2 separate regions of the Homo sapiens genome follow, and region 2 is linked to region 1. A link is an interaction called in ENCODE POLR2A ChIA-PET data of the cell type or tissue named here. Cell type or tissue: A673. All regions are shown on one strand. Each heading gives the region's core, and the rest is flanking DNA. Links, peaks and the distances in the headings are about the cores only.

Region 1 (8,256 bases), core at 257-8,256:
TGTTCTCGTTATTGGAGCGAGAGTGCCTTGGGGTGGCACTGAGCACTCAGCTGGCACTGAGCAGGGGACTTGTGGAATGAACAAATGAACATCAGAACTGGCCAGAGGTTCTGTCTCTACCCTGGACCCTCTTCCCCAACAACCGCTGGTCCCAGAATTTTCCTGTGGCCCCATGGCTGGCACATGGCAAGTTGGTTGGGGGAGGCAAGGGGTCTTATCTTGAAACTGCTGTGTTTACAAAAAACGTTCAGCTTTTTTTTTTTTTTATTTGAGACAGAGTTTTGCTTTTGTTGCCCAGGCTGGAGTGCAGTGGTGTGATCTCAGCTAACTGCAACCTCCGCCTCCCGGGTTCAAGCGATTCTCCTGCCTCAGCCTCCTGAGTAGCTGGGATAACAGGCGACCGCCACCACGCTCAGCTAATTTTTGTATTTTAGTAGAGATGGGGTTTCACCATGTTGGCCAGGATGGTCTCGAACTCCTGACCTCAAGTGATCCACCCGCCTTGGCCTCCCAAAGTGCTGGGATTATAGGCGTGAGCCACCTCACCTGGCCAAGTTCAGCTTTTTTATTCAGTGTTCACTTGGGATGATGGGGGGTGGAGTGGAGGGGGTGAATAAAACCAGGGGTATGAAGCTGCCCCCCTCAGGCCACCCCTTGGTGCCATGGATATCCAGGCAGAGAACCCACAGGGAGTACACAGAATGTGGAGCCCAGCAGTCCGGGTTCAAACCAAGTCTCTGACAAGCCCAGGCCTTGAGCTAGCACAAGTCACTTCTCCAGGCTGAGCCTTAATTCTGTCATTTGTAAAACGGGGGGAAGATACCCACCCCACTTACAGAACCATGTGGTATTATGGCCAAAGCCCTTAAAAAATGAACCCTGAAAATGGCAACATTTCAAACATTTTATCATTTTCATTTTGTCAAAGTAGAGAATTAAAGAAACATTGACTGGGCACGGTGGCTCACACCTGTAATCCCAGCACTTTGGGAGGCTGAGGCGGGTGGATCACTAGGTCAGGAGTTTGAGACCAGCCTGGCCAAGATGGTGAAACCCCGTCTCTACTAAAAATTTAAAAAGTAGCTGGGCATGGTGGTGGGTGCCTGTAATCCCAGCTATTTGGGAGGCTGAGGCAGGAGAATCACTTGAAACCAGGAGGCAGAGGTTGCAGTGAGCCAAGATCGCGCCACTGCACTCTAGCCTGGAGACAGAGCGAGACTCCATCTCAAAAACAAAAAACAAACAAACAAAAAACTCATCTGCCAGCACTGATATTCATTCCCTATAGTCCATCTTAGCCCCCTGCAAAAAAGAATATAAACTCCAAATAAAAGGTGGTCCTTTCTATTAAATCAGTTTAGCTTCTTGCTGTAACTCCTTTTTTTCCCATCTGGCTTTAGAACAAAGAAATGAGTCACTGACAGGCGGCAGTCACCGCGCAACAGATCAGGCACTTCTGACCCAGCCCAGCCCAGTTCGGGTGGGAAGACTGAGGCACAGAGGGTGGGGAGGGGACACTTACTGAAGGTCACAGCTGTGGCCTGGGGGTGCCAGGAGTGGCAGCTGATCTGCCACTGGGGCGATGACACCAAGAGGTGAGAAAGCCTTAGTCAAGAGACAAGCCATGCCGGATGCAGTGGCCCACGCCTCGCCTCATCGTCCCAGCTGCTCACAAGGCTGAGGTGGGAGGATCACTTGAGTCCAGGAGTCTGAGACCAGCCTGGGCAACACAGCAAGATCCTGTCTCTAAAAAAATAAAAAAGAGACAAGCCAGGTCTTGGAGGCCCTGCTTCTGTGCAGGCTGACCCAGGGGCTCAGAGGGCTTGGGTTCCAGGGTGGGTCCAGGTTGGTGAGGCCCTGAAGCTTACATGATTTGGGGGCCCTCTTTTGGAAAAGCAACAGAAAAAAAAATCTTTCTTTTACAAATTTTACAAAAATCCCAGGTCCAGGCCGGGTGCGGTGGCTCACGCCTGTAATCCCAGCACGTTGGGAGGCCAAGGCAGGTGGATCACCTGAGGTCAGGAGTTCGAGACCAGCCTGGCTAACATGGTGAAACCCCATCTCTACTAAAAATACAAAAATTAGCTGGGCGTGGTGGTGTGTGCCTGTAGTCCCAGCTACTTGGGAGGCCGAGGCAGTAGAGTTGCTTGAACCTGGGAGGCGGAGGTTGCAATGAGCCGAGATGGCACCATTGTACTCCAGCCTGGGCAACAGAGCAAGACTCCATCTCAAAAAAAGAAAAAAAACAATCACAGGTTCATGTGCACATGCTGTTAGGGCCCCTCCAGGGCTGTGGTAGGGGTCTGGGTTGTCCAGGAGTCCTGGACAGGGTGACAAATTGTCCCTGTTTGTCTGGACTAAGGGCCTCTCAGAATGCTAAAGGCAGGAAGTTCCAGCACACCAGGATAAACGGGTCACCCTGGTCCTGGAGCTCAGCTTCACTTGCTCTGCCCTGTGGTGTGAGGGCCAAGAGCAGGCGCCAGCTGCATCCCCCGCAGCTCCTGATGTGTTTAAATGGCTCAGCACGCCACACAGTTTCGAAAAGACCAGAAGGAGACAGCACCCTATTCACTGCAGCCCTCCCTAAGTGGTGGTATCACATGATTACCACCCCCCACCAAACTTTTTCTGTTGTGGTAAAACACACGTAACATACAATTTACCATCTTCACCATTTCAGTGGTGTTAAGTACATTCCTACCGTGCAACCATCACATGTGATTTTTATACTTTCCAATAATTGGCAGGTATTACTCTGATCAGGAAAAAAAGCTACTTTTAAAGGTGTCAATCAGCCTGTATCAGACACCTCTTGGTTCGACAAAGGTAGTGAGCGCCTTGTATCCACGTGTGTGAGCAGGACTGGGAGGCTGTGGGGTCGTTTGAGCATTGGTTGGTCCAGGTGACCTTTGTGTCCTTTCCAATCCTGACATTCCAGGATTCTGGATTCTTCCCTGCCCCAGGGGGAGAACTACTCTTTGGAGACAGGAAGACCTAGGCTCAAATGCTCGTCTGCCACTTACATGCTTAGTGACTTTGGGCCAGGCACTTGGCCTCGCTCGCTGAGCCGCAGCTTCCTCTAGTGTTGGGGAACCAGCTAGGTAGCTGTGTGTGGTCTTGCACCCCATGGGTGCTCAGAGGGGCTGATCCTTCCTCCTGCTTTCCACGTCCTCTCCCCTGGATGTGCATATGTATAAACCCTCATCCCACCAGGCCCAATCTGACATCACCTTCACCATGAAATTTGATTCCACAGCAGGGAGACCCCTCTCCTGGCTCTTGCGGCCTCTGCCTGGGGGCACCTGGCTCACTCCCCAGTGGGACTGTGGCTTCCCGAGAACAAGGGCTGCTTCTGAGTCACGCTGCCTTCCCTTGGGGCCCAGCAGATTCAATAAAGCTTTGCTAAATGAAGGCATCAGAGGCAGAAATGACCCAAGCAGACAAGCCCCCTCACAAAGCCAGTGGCTTCGCCCTTCCAGGCCAGAGGCCCAGGGGTGGGCAGACTAAAGCAGTGAACGCAGCCCACCCGCCTGATCCGGCAGGTGCCCCCCAGGGCTCCCACCTTTGGCAAGGGTCTGTTGGGGCATCTGGGGAGCAGGAGACTGGCACAGATAAATGAATTCAGAGCCACAAACACAGATGTGCTGGGGTGCCCGGCTCTGTGCAGGCACCGACACAAGGGTTAAAGGAACTGGGCTTTCCTGCCCTCAAACAGCTCCCATCTGACGGCATTTGAGAAGAAAAGGCTTTAAATGGGGTCATCCTTCGCAGACCAGGGATACATACCCAAGCCATCCTACCAACCAGACCCTGAAAACCAAGGAAAGGAGGAAGCTTGGGCACCCTGAGGTCACAGCTGGCCTTGGGGTAGCCCCTGGGGTCCCTGACAGTCTAGCCCATTCCTAGTCTAAGCCCACAAGGAACGGGCCCCAGGCCTGCAGAGGCCAGAACCTCGAGTGGGAGTTTCTGGGATACAGCCAGCCAAACCCAGGGAGCCCCAGAAACCCCCTCTCCAGACCCCAGCAGGGCTTCTTTCCATGAGGTGCCACTCAAGGCACCTGAACCCCTCCCTCTGTGCTCACTGTCTCTGACCCATCCTCTCCCTGACCACCCGTCTGAACAAGAGCCCACTCAGCCCTCTGCACTGAGGACCCTGCCCCCCAGCTAGGCTGGAGGCCACCCTGGCCTCTTCACTGTGGGAGCAGACCTTTCTCCCAGACACCCGCCTTGGGCATCCAGGTGCATGCTGAGTGGGAGGGGTGTTACCGGTTCATGAAATGTCAGAGCCCAAGGGGGCCTCAAGAAGGCTCCGCCCACCTTGTCTATAAATTGGGAAACTGAGGCATGAGAGAGGAGATGACACTCCCCACCTCGGAATTGAAGTCCTCATTTCTCGAGAACATTTCCTGGGTGGCTCCCAGCCCAAGGTCACGCAGAGAAGGAGAGGCAGTTCCCGGGTGGAAGAGAGGTACTCAGTTCCCGACTCATCGCTCCACACGGGCCGGGCTAGGCAATACGAACCCGGTTCCCGGCCCTCTCCTCCTCCAACGTCCATCGCAGGCGCGGCATGCACCCCACCGAGATGGTCCACGCCCTGATCCACCCCCCAAAAAAGGCCACCTTAAACCCTGGCTCCGTCCCCACGGTCCCCAGTCCGCCCTGGCGGCCGCGCACAATCCGAGCCTTTCGCGGCATAGCCGCGGCCTGGAGGTCACAGCAATCGGGGCGGGAAGGGGGGCGCACGAACCGGGGGCCCCAGGAAACCAGGGCTCCGGGAGCCGGAGCGGCGTCTCCCGCGAGCACCAGGGATCCCGCCCGCCCCGGGCCCGGGAAGGAGGAGCGGCGGCAGCGGGCCCCGCAGGCAGGACAGCTCCTCGCCCGCCGCCGCGCCGCCGCCGGGGGCCCGTTGGGGTCGGGGTCGGGGTCGGTCCGGGCGCGCCGCCTTTGCTCACACCCCCACCACCCCGGCCTGGCAGAGCCGTCGGCCAGTCCGTCCTTACCCAAGACACGACGCGCAGGATGGTGTGCGGCTGCCGGACCAGGGTGTAGGGGTCGAAGGCGCCCCCGGCTTTGCCCGCTCCGTACGCACCCCCTTCCATCGTGGCTGCACCCGCGCGGTGCCCCCCGCTCGGCGCGCGCCGCCGGCCCGTGCGCGTGCGCGGCGCCCCCGCCCCCTCCCCTGCGCGCGCGGCCGGCGGCCCAGGGCTCCCGCGAGGGGGCGTCGTGCGCGGCGGGCGCAGCTCGCGGGGCGCGGGCGGGGGGCTGGGCAGCGCGCGACCTCGGGCGCGGGGGCGCGCGTGCTGCGGCCCGGGGCTCAGGGCGCGCTCGCAGCCAGTGCGGTGACCTCTTTGCAAAGTGTTTGGGGGAGGGCGGTGCGTGCACAGCAAGTGTGGGCCGTGTCCCTGCCCCGCATCCCCGGTCCCCTGCCCCGGTCGCAGCCCCTCTGAGCCGTCGGCTCTGCTGAAACCATCTTCACGCTTGATTTGTTTGGCTGTTTCCTGCCACTTTGTCGGCCCCAAATATAATGAGAGGGCAGGAGCTGTGTTCGTCCTTCTTAGAGGGTGCTTGGTACGCAGTAGGCGCCGCATGAATATTTCTCGAATGAATGAACCACGAGTGAATGACCCTCTCTTACAGCCCTCCAGAGCAGCCCCCACCTCCCAGGACCACCCTTCCCCTGCCTCTTACGATGACGTCATGTGTGTCCCTGTGCCCGCGCACCCTCCCACCCCCAGCCTGGAGGGGCCTGGCACAGAGGCGGCGGCTGAGACTTCCTCTTCCCCATCCCCTCCTACCCCAGAACGTTGCCCCTTTCCTGAATCTAGCAATTAATTACGCAATCATTTGTTCATGGCCTCTTCTGCTGCTAGTCTGTGAGCTCCCGAGGCCCAGGTGTTGTCTAACTTATTCAATGCCTTACCCAAGGGCCTAGCATACAGTAGGTGCTCAGTAAACAGAGCCTAGTCCCCATCACCCCATCACAGCTTGGGCTAGACCTCCAGGTTTCATGGAAACGGAGGCTAGATGGAGGAGTGCTCCCTGCAGGGGAAGGGCCACCTTCCAGGGCTGGCTCTCCTGCTGCCCTGTAGCTCTATGGCCTCTCTATGTCTGCAGTCACCTTCACTGGTTCCAGGAGCAGGTTGGATGAGGATATGGGTGGAGGCTTTTGCTTCTCTGGTATCCTGCCATTCTGTGATGACAGGACACAACATCTGTGTGGAGGAAATGTGTGCTGGGCCTGAGGGTGCTCCTTATAAAAATTACATAGTCAATGTCCATCTTAGGCTCAGCTGATTGTTTAGTCTCTACCAGGCCTTGTGCTAAGGGCTTTACATACATTTTCACATTTAATCCAGCACACTTATAAGGTGTCTACTATGACTATATAAAACTTTTAGAAGAAAGCACAAGAGAAGGCCGGGCGCAGTGGTTCACGCCTGTAATCCCAGCACCTTGGGAGGCCAAGGTGGATGGATCACAAGGTCAAGTGATTGAGACCATCCTGGCCAACATGGTGAACCCGGTCTCTACTAAAAATACAAAAATTAGCCGGGCGTGGTGGCGAGCTCCTGTAGTCCCAGCTACTTGGGAGGCTGAGGCAGGAGAATCACTTGAACCCAGGAGGTGGAGGTTGCAGTGAGCCGAGATCGCGCCACAGCACTCCAGCCTGGCAACAGAGCGAGACTCCGTCTCAAAAAAAAAAAAAAAAAAAAAAAATCATGAAGAACATGATTCATAAAAGAAACAATTGATAAACTGGACTTTATCAAAATTAAGAACTTCTGTTCTTTAAAAGACATTGTTAAAAGAATGTATGAAAAGACAAACGATAGTCTGGGAGAAAATATTTGCAAAGCATAGATCTAAAGAACTTGCATCCCAAATAAAGAACGTTCGAACTCAATAATAATAAGAGGACCCACTTTTTAAAAAATGGGCAAAAGATTTGAATAGTTATACACCTCACCAAAGAAGATATACACACGGCAACTCAGCACATAAAAAGATGCCCAGCATCCGCGGTGGCTCACGCCTATAATCCCAGCACTTTGGGAGGCCGAGACGGGCAGATCATGAGGTCAGGAGATTGAGACCATCCTGGCTAACACGGTGAAACCTCATCTCTAGTAAAAATACAAAAAAAAAAAAAAAAAAATTAGCCGGGTGTAGTGGCTGTAGTCCCAGCTACTCGGGAGGCTGAAGCAGGAGAATGGCGTGAACCCGGGAGGCGGAGCTTGCAGTGAGCCGAGATCGCGCCACTGCACTCCAGCCTGGGCGACAGAACGAGACTCTGTCTCAAAAAAAAAAAAAAAAAAAAAAAAAGAAAGAAAGAAAGAAAAGAAAAGATGCCCAACATCATTAGTCAGAAATACAAGCTGGGTGTGATGTGGTGTGTACCTGTGACCCCAGCTGCTTGGGAAGCTGAGGCTGGAGGATTGCTTGAGCCCAGGAATTCAAGGCTGCAGTGAGCCAGGATTGCACCAATGCACTTCAGCCTGGGCAACCAAGTGAGACTGTTAAAAGAAAAAAAAAAGAGAGAGAGAGAAGTACAAATTAAAATTAGAATGAGATACTTCTACACATCTATTAATATGGCTAGGCTGGGCACGGTGGTTTACGTCTGTAATCCCAGCACTTTGGGAGGCTGAGGCGGTGGATTGCTTGAGGTCAGGAGTTCAAGAACAGACTGGCCAACATGGAGAAACCCAGTCTCTACTAAAAATACAAAAAAAATTAGCCGGGCGTGGTGGTGGGTGCCTGTAATCCCAGCTACTCGGGAGGCTGAGGCAGGAGAATAATCACTTGAACCCAGAAGGTGGAGGTTGCGGTGAGCCGAGATGGCACCACTGCACTCCAGCCTGGGCGACAGTGTCAAAAAAAAAAAAAAAAAGTGAAAAGTTTACTCACAGAAAAACCTGTACAGAAGTTTTATTTCTTTTCTTTCTTTATTTATTTATTTTTGAGACGGAGTCTTGCTATGTCACCCAGGCTGGAGTGCAGTGGTGCGATCTTGGCTCACTGCAACCTCTGCCTCCTGGGTTCAAGTGATTCTCCTGCCTCAGTCTCATGAGTAACTGGGATTACAGGTGCCCGCTGCCATGCCGGGCTAATTTTTGTATTTTTAGTAGAGACGGGGTTTCACCATGTTGGCCAGGCTGGTCTTGAACTCCTGACCTCAGGTGATCCGCCTGCCTCGGCCTCCCAAAGTGTTGGGATTACAGGCATGAGCCACCGAGCCCAACCCTGAACAGAAAT
Region 2 (8,386 bases), core at 113-8,112, 300 kb after region 1:
CAGGGGAGCTCAGACTAGGAGCAGGAGGAGTGCAGGGGTGGGGCGATGGGAGCAGAGGGCGGGCCTGGAGCCCCAGGGCGTTTCCTTATTTATTTTTGAGACAGGGTCTCTCCTGTTGCCCAGGCTGGGGTGCAGTGGTGCGATCTGGGGCTGACTGCAGCCTTGACCTCCCAGGCTCAAGGAATCTTCCCACCTCAGCCTCCTGATTAGCTGGGACTGCAGGTGCGTGCCACCACGCCTGCCTAATTTTTTTGTAATTTTTGTAGAGACTGGGTTTCACCATGTTGCTCAGGCTGATCTCGAACTCTTGGGCTCAAGCCATCCTCCTGCCTCACCCTCCCAAAACTCTGCGACTATGAGCATAAACCACATGCATGGCCTTATTTTCTTTACTTCTCATTTTTTTGGGTACATACTAGGCCCCAGGGCTTTTTACTCATTGAATTTCCCTTCTTCCATCCTTCTCCTTGCTCTTTATTTTTTCTTTTCTTTTTCTTTCTTTTTTTTTTTTTTTGATACTGAGTCTCGCTCTGTCACCCATGCTGTAGTGCAGTGGCGCGATCTCCGCTCACTGCAAGCTCCGCCTCCGGGGTTCACGCCATTCTCCTGCCTCAGCCTCCCAAGTAGCTGGGACTACAGGCGCCCGCCACCACGCCTGGCTAATTTTTTGTATTTTTAGTAGAGATGGGGTTTCACCGAGTTAGCGAGCATGGTTTCAAGCTCCTGACCTCGTGATCCCCCGCCTTGGCCTCCCAAAGTGCTGAGATTACAGGCGTGAACCACTGCACCTGGCCGTTCCTCTTTATCTTTTTGAGTGACAGAGTCTTGCTCTGTCACCCAGGCTGGGGGGCAGTGGCAAGATCTCGGCTCACTGCAACCTCTGCCTCCTGGGTTCAGGCGATTTTCCTGCCTAAGCCACCCAAGTAGCTGGGACTACAGGGGCACACCCCCACGCCTGGCTAATTTTTGTAGTTTTAGTAGTGATGGGATTTCACCATGTTAGGCAGGCTGGTGTCAAACTCCTGACCTCATGATCCGCCCGCCTCAGCCTCGCTAAGTGCTGGGATTACAGGCGTGAGCCACTGCACTCGGCCCCTTCCTTCTTTATTTTATTGAGTCTTTTCCTGTCTCATCATAGGTCATGTGTGATTTCTGGCATCCTGTTCCCCAGGCATCCGTTAACCGGGCATCCTCAGCCCCTGCTGTGGCCTGGTCCTATGGGGTCTGCCTTGTCCCCTGTCTGCCTTCTGCTGGGAAGGTCATTGGACCCACATTGTCCCATGGAGTTGAAGGTTGGCCAAAGGGGCTACTGAGCACTTGAAATGGGGCTCTGATTAGAAACGTTGGCACGTGTAAAATACACAGCGCATTTCAAAATCTCATTGTGAGAATAGACAAACTTTAACTCTCTCATGAGGCATTTTATATTAAGTATATGTTGAAATCCTATGTGAGATAATTGAGCTAATGCAGACACTAAAATTTCTTCCACAAGTTCTTGTCGCCTTTTTAGCGTGTGGGGACTGGGAACACTCGCGCTTCCATCCTGAGTCCTGGGTGTTTCCGAGGCCAGCACTGCTGTAGGCCAGGCCTGCCCAGCACACAGACGGCTCCCTCCCCAAACACACTCTGAAAAAATCTCCTGCCTGGGAGGAGGGGGCCGCAGGGTTGGGTGGGACACGACAGGGTGGGTGGGAGGTCAGTGGCTGCTGTGGGGGCGGCAGGGTGAGGAGCGAGGGTTCACCACCCTGTGAGGATGTGTCCTTGACATCGAGGAATCAGGGCAGTGGCGGGGGCGGCCCCACCAGCCCACAGTGACTGGCCCAGGCACAGTGCTGGACACCAGACCCACCGCTTCCCACAGCTGCTGTTTCCCGAGGACTGCCGGACGCACAGCTCCATGACAAGATTTTGGGAAACAAAGTCAAGAGTGAGGGCGCTGGGCGCTAAACAAGGCCTTTTGGTAAGAGGCAAAACCCCTCGACAATCTGATCCCAGGAAAGTTAGGGAGGAAGATCTGGGCCACGGACTTAAAAAATGTGGGAGGAAGTTGGGCGTGGTGGCTCATGCCTGTAATCCTAGCACTTTGGGAGGCCGAGGGGGGCGGATCACTTGAGGTCAGGAATTCGAAACCAGCCTGGTCACCACGGTGAAACCCCGTCTCTACTAAAAATGGAATAAAAATTAGCTGGGTGTGGTGGTGGGCACCTGTAATCCCAGCTACTCAGGAGGCTGAGACAGAAGAATTGCTTGAACCCAGGAGGCAGAGGTTGCAGTGAGCAGAGATCACGCCATTGCACTCCAGCCTGGGTGACTGAGTGAGACTCTGTCTCAAAAAAAAAAAAAAAAAAGAAATGTAAGAGGAAAGTACACACAGGAAAGCCCACGCCAGGCACGTCACTTATTGTGTTTTCTGCATTCCTAGCTGCTTAGCTCCTATTTGGGGTGTAAATAGGACTTTGGTGCTACCTGGTTTCGGAAGACGCCCCTCTTCCAGGAGACAGGTGAGTGGTGCTTTACAACTTCCATGGTGAAGCACAGCCAGCTTTCGTTCCGACCATAGGCTTTGCGTAGGTTTTTAAAGTGGAAGTAGAATATGTGTGGATACATTGCCTCCATCGGGTTTCTGAAGGCACAATAGAGAAACCCCAATGCAGAGACCCCCCTGGATTCCTCGGAGCTGATGCCCACTGAACACCACTCACTGGACAGCCCTGGGAATGTCTGCTGCTTTCCCAGGCAGAAAGACTGGGAGAGAGAAAGAGGAGGGGATGCTGGCAGGGGCAGAAGGGCCGGGGTGACCTCTCCCAGCTGGAACCACAGCTCTGGGCCTACCAATGGGACACCCTCAACCTCCCAGTTTTTCTGCCACACGTCTCCCAACCCATTAGGAAAATGCAACAGACAATAAAACTCTTCGCCCTAAAATAATTGCTTGAACATTTCAGCTCAATTCCTTCCTCACATTTCACCTGTCCGATGATGATGATTCTTTTTACGTTGGTATCACACCGAATTCCCAGGCCCAGGCTACTCTTTTTGTTTTTTTTGTTTTTGTTTTTGTTTGGGACATAGTCTCCCTCTGCTGCCCAGGCTGGAGTGCAGTGGCGCGATCTCAGCTTACTGCAACCTGCACCTCCCGGGTTGAAGTGATTCTCCTGCCTCAGCCTCCTGAGTAGCTGGGATTACGAGCTTGTGTCACCACGTCCGGCTGATTTTTGTACTTTTATTTATTTATTTATTTTTATACGGGGTCTCAGTCTGTCGCCAGGCTGGAGTGCAGTGGCACAATCTCGGCTCACTGCAACCTCTGCCTCTTGGTTTCAAGCGATTCTCCTGCCTCAGCCTCCCAACTAGCTGGGACTGCAGGCACGTGCCACAACACCCGGCTAATTTTTTGTATTTTTAGTAGAGATGGGGTTTCATCATGTTAGCCAGGATGGTCTTGAACTCCTGACCTTGTGATCTGCCCGCCTGCCTCCCAAAGTGCTGGGATTACAGGTGTGAGCCATCGCGGCCAGACCTAGTTTTTGTATTTTTAGTAGAGACTGGGTTTCACCATGTTGGCCAGGCTGGTCTTGAACTCCTGACCTTGTGATCTGCCCGACTCAGCCTCCCAAAGTGCTGGGATGACAGGCGTGAGTCACTGTGCCCGGCCAGCCTAGGCCACTCTCCTAAGTGCTGTGAGGGTCTGAGCTCATGGTATGTGCCTGAGGCCTGCAGGGGGCCATCACTATTTTACAGACGAGGTGCCAGAGGCACAGAGAGGCGGGGTAACCTGCCCAGGCCACAGAGATGGGGATGGATGGAGCTGGGGCCCCTTTCCGGGCCAGCCCTGTCCAGCCTCTGCATCACAGGCCCTGCAGGAGGGAGCTGTTGGGAACCGGACTCTCTTCTTACTAAACTTTAAAATAAGAGCATTTCTCCTGATCATCATATTTTTTCCTACACTCCATGTTGCAGGTTTCATTCTAAAAGGTGAATGGTGCTCACGGAGGAGGAGCCTGTGTCTGGAGTCATGTGCATCCTCCTCTGTTCACAGTGGAGGCATCTTTGGAAGAAGTGACTTATTTTCTGGTACAGAGACCATTCCCTCCCCCACATCCTCTCCTAAGACTTTGTGTTGAAACAAAGTAAATCTTGCAGAAATTCCATGGAAGTGCTGAGAACAAAATGCCTGATTGCTCCAATCATCCTTTGGTTCAATTTTCTCAGTTCCTGAGCTCAGGAATGGCGAGAAGCACAGAGAGGGAGCACCATCCCAGGGCGGGGAGCAATAGCAAAGGGGTGACTTTCGGGGGAGAGTCTCAGCAGGGGGCCTGGGCTGGGGCAGGTGGGGGAGATGGCCCATTCAGAAGCTGTAAAGGGGCGACCACATAGCAGGGCAAAGAGCCTGGCTGGTAGTGGGAGCAGCAGAGGAACCAGAGGGGAGAGAGACTAGCGCTGGGGCAGGGGCAGGGGGAGGCCAGGCTGAGGCCCAGCAGGGCCACCAGGCAGGAAGGGGCAGCAGAGGCCCCGTGGGCAGAGCGGGCAGTGGTCCCTGATCTGGGGCTTCATGTGCACCCTCCCTGGCAGGCTTGTCCTGGCCCTGATGGTAGTCCTGGGCTTGGGTTCTATTTTATCTTCCAGGGCCCTTGTTCCAGGAGACACCTGCGCTGTGAGTGACCTCACAGGCCCATCTGAGTGCAGGTCTCACTTTATGCTGCTTTCTCACCTGGATGGGAGGACCTCCAGAGGGACTCCTGGATCCTGCCCTCAGGAATCATCCCAGGGACGCCCCCCACCCGGTAGCTATGTGGTAGGGAGGGAGAGTGAGGGGCAGGTGTCTGCTTCCCCCTTGCCTTCACATTCAAAGGCCACCATTGGAGGGAGGAATAGCGGGTGGGGGTGCCCTCAGATGTCCCCCCAGGATGCCATGCGTGCCCCCACACTGAGCTCCTTCCTTCCACATCTCCTGCCCAGAGTTGTTCCCTGGCAGGCTGAGCTCTTGTCCCTATGTCACAGAAGGGTGGAGGCTGGTGTCCCCGGCCACCCTGTCTTGCAGTTTGCTCCTCCGGTCTAAGACCCAGGTGCTCAGTTCCCGTCTCTCCCGAGGGCCTTAGATCCCTTTCTATGGCCTCTCTGGTCTCTGGTTGCCTTTTTCTATTGTGCTTCCTGGAGAGCTCCTGGCATCTCAAGCCTCCCATTATCCAAGCCTACTCTTTTGCAAAATCTTACTCAACACCTGGCCAACATTGCAAAACCCCGTCTCTACTAAAAATACAAAAATTAGCCAGTGTGGTGGCATGAGCCTGTAATCCCAGGTACTTGGGAGGCTGAGACAAGAGAATTGCTAGAACCAGGAGGTAGAGATTGCAGTGAGCCGAGATCGCACCATAGCACTCCAGCCTGGGCGACAGAGGGAGACAGTGTCTCAAAAAAAAAAAAAAAATCTTATTCAATTGGGACCTTGATCACTGAGTGTTTGTTTGGCTCTTTCTGCATCTCCATCCCTGTTGGGGGCAGATTTGAGAAGGGACAGGCGTGAGCAGAGGCCGGGCTGGGTGCTGTTGGGTGGGGAAGCCATGGGGTGGGGCCCAGGGTGCAGCAAGGTCTGGAGGGAGGGGCTGTGAGAGTCAGGGCAGGACTCGCCTGGGAGACAGACACACAGAACAGGGACCCCTGCATGCCCCACGCAAGCTTGACCCATTGTCATGGACTAAATTGTATCTTCCCCACATTGATATGTTGAAACCCTCATCCCCACCTCCTCACAGGATAACTGTATTTGGAGACAGGTCCACTAAAGTGGTGATTAAATTAACTCATGGCCCTTAGGGTGGGCCCTAATCCTGTCTGACTGGGGTCCATAAACGAGGAGGACATTTAGAGGCAGAGAGACCCCAGGGGTGCAGGTGCACAGAGGAAAGGCCAGAGAGGACAGGGCTGGAAGGGACCCCCTGCCAGCCAAGAGGAGCAGCTGCAGAAGACACAACCCCGCCCACCCCTCCACCTTGGACTTGCAGCCTCCAGATCTGTGAGAAAATAAATGCCTGCCCTGTGGGCACCCGGCCCGGGGGCATCTTCTATGGCAGTCGAAGCCTGAAGTTTCCACAGAGGCTGCTCCTTCTCAGGGACTCAGGTCGGCCTTGAAGGATGTTGCTCAAAGCTTCTGGCTGTCGGCCTTGTGAATATTCATGCCCACTTACGTCCAGTTTTATGACAAATTCGATTATGCCAGGGAGATGGAAGGAGCCAGGTTGGGGATCCCAGGCTGTGGGGAGGGCGGCCTCGAAGGTGGATGGAGGTTGCTCTGGAGGCAGAAGGGGCCTCTCACTCATAGGAGGGGCCCAGGAAAGAGGGAGGAGGCAAGAAGGGGAAGGAGCACAAGGAGTGTGGGTGAGGGGTGTAACCATGAGGGCAGGCAGGGGGCAGGACGGAGGGCAGGAGGGCCTGGCCAGGGGAGGCCTCAGGAGGATGAGCAGGAGGCGAGAGGAGACAGACGATGAGGCCAGAGGGAGACCCTCACCTGAGAATCTCCTTTAGCGTGCGGTGCAGGAATGCATAATTGTCATCGAATTTGTACCAAGGCATGAATGGCTGACCTTCACTGTACACAAAGTTTTCCCAGCAGTATGCAAATTCTGAGACGAAGAGGCAGGAAGCAGTCAGGCTCTGCCCTGACCCTGGGCCCGCGCTCCCAGGCCTGGTCTCCTGGCTGTCAGTTGCTGTCAGTGCTGGCCCCGCCCCTGCAGGCTGCCCTGGGACACCCCCAGCCATGGCATTGCAGATCCATCCATCTTTCATGCTGTTCCTCCCGCTCACGCTCCCCTGACCCCTCCACCTCTCACCTTCATCGTCCATAATCTTCACGCGGGCCCCTGCCTGACTCAGCCTGCAGAGCGCCCTTCGGTAATCTCTTTCCCAGTAGTAGTAGAGGCGGGCGGCGGAGATGGTCAGGGTGACATTGGGGTGCTCAGCCAGGAATTCGGCCAGCTTCGCCACACAGTCCGGGCAGGGGGTCCAGGATACAAACCAGGTGATCTGGAAACACTTGTAAGCAGGCAGCTGGTTGCCACAGAACCAAGAGAGGAAGCACATTTCTGCGTGGTGCTCAGGCTGGGAATACACCTGGGAGAGGAGCAGGGGGCAGGGGATGCTCTGAGAGGGGGAGCAGGAGGAGTGCAGGGGTGGGGCAGGGAGAGGAGGGGCCAGGACAGGAGCCCAGGGGATCTTGCCATTGAAGCTCCTTTCCTCCATCCCCCCTGTTTAGTTTGAGTGATTGTCTGCTCCAAAGCTCACGTTCAGTGTTAATGGCTATTGTAATGGCCTTAAGAGGTGGCACCTAGAAGAGGCTATGAGGCTGTGGGGGCTGCACCTTTGTGGGTGCTACTGGCGTGTTTATTCAAGGGCGACTTCAGCCCCTCTTTCTGTCTCTTGCCCTCTAGCTGGGGGGGCAGTATGTCAGACTAAACTGCTTCCTCTTGTCCCCGTGGCATGGAGCAGCAGTGACTCGACATCCCAGGCCACTCTGTCTGGAGCATCCCCTGAACTTCTGGCAACAACCTTTACCCCCACGTGACTGTGCAGCTCGCAGGCCCTGGAAAGTTGCTGGTGCATTGACAGTGGACTTCCCAGAGGCCAGAACTCGAGCCCATACATTTCTGTTTATTGTAAATGTCCCCATCTCAGTCCTGCTGTTGAAGCATCATCACAAAGTGCACCAAGACATGAGCTTCCCTTCGTTTGGAAGTTTTCCCAGCCCTGTTCAGAGCCTCATGCGTGAATTCTGGCATCCATTCTCCCAGGCATCCATTCACCAGGCATCCTCAGCCCCTGCTGTGGCCTGGCCCTCTAGGGTCTGCCTTGTTCCCTGCCTGCGGTCAGCTGGGGAGGCCACTGGACCTGCGCTGTCCCATGTGGTGGGGCGCACTGGCCAAAGGGGCTACTGAGCACTTGAAATGGGGCTCTGATGAAAGACCTGGGCACCTGAAAAATACACCATACACCGCTCATTTATCTTTTTTTGTTTTTTGTTTTTGTTTTGAGACGTAGTTTCACTCTTGTTGCCCAGGCTGGAGTGCAATGATGCAATCTCGGCTCACTACAACCTCTGCCTCATGGGTTCAAGCGGTTCTCCTGCCTCAGCCTCCCAAGTAGCTGGGATTACAGGCGACTGCCACCACACCGGGCTAATTTTTTTTTTGTATTTTTAGTAGAGACGGGATTTCACCATGTTGGCCAAGCTGGTTTTCAAACATCTAACCTCAGGTGATCCACCCACCTCGGCCTCCCAAAGTGCTGGGATTACAGGCGCGAGCCACCCACCAAGCGTGGCCTACACAGCTCATTTCAAAGACTCAGTGTGACAAAAAGAAACTTCATTATCTTGTCAAGAATTTTATGT

Evidence for each region. Peaks named below come from ENCODE experiments on the same cell type or tissue, not always from the same donor. Only the 100,000 strongest peaks of a DNase experiment are listed, where the experiment ranks them.
Region 2: POLR2A ChIA-PET joins it to region 1 with 10 read pairs; 2 of 35 experiments call an interaction of 5 or more read pairs at or near these places.

Annotation. Positions count from the first base shown.
Region 1 is chr22:39,346,854-39,355,109 of GRCh38, reverse strand. SYNGR1 (synaptogyrin 1) reads right to left here and starts at 5,119. Exons shown (of 4, transcript NM_004711.5): 1 at 5,001-5,119. The coding sequence starts at 5,099. RefSeq lists an enhancer at 3,640-3,689 and a silencer at 4,913-5,072. In A673, for the core only: no CTCF peak of the experiment used is centred there; a DNase peak (open chromatin) is centred at 5,219; H3K4me3 peaks cover 2,117 bases; H3K27ac peaks cover 2,964 bases.
Region 2 is chr22:39,043,665-39,052,050 of GRCh38, reverse strand. APOBEC3F (apolipoprotein B mRNA editing enzyme catalytic subunit 3F) reads right to left here. Exons shown (of 7, transcript NM_145298.6): 3 at 6,831-7,110; 4 at 6,509-6,623; 5 at 2,470-2,626. Among named protein-coding and RNA genes, the nearest start is that of APOBEC3F, 7.0 kb to the right of the region's middle. RefSeq lists a silencer at 783-872 and an enhancer at 1,540-2,739. In A673, for the core only: no CTCF peak of the experiment used is centred there; no DNase peak of the experiment used is centred there.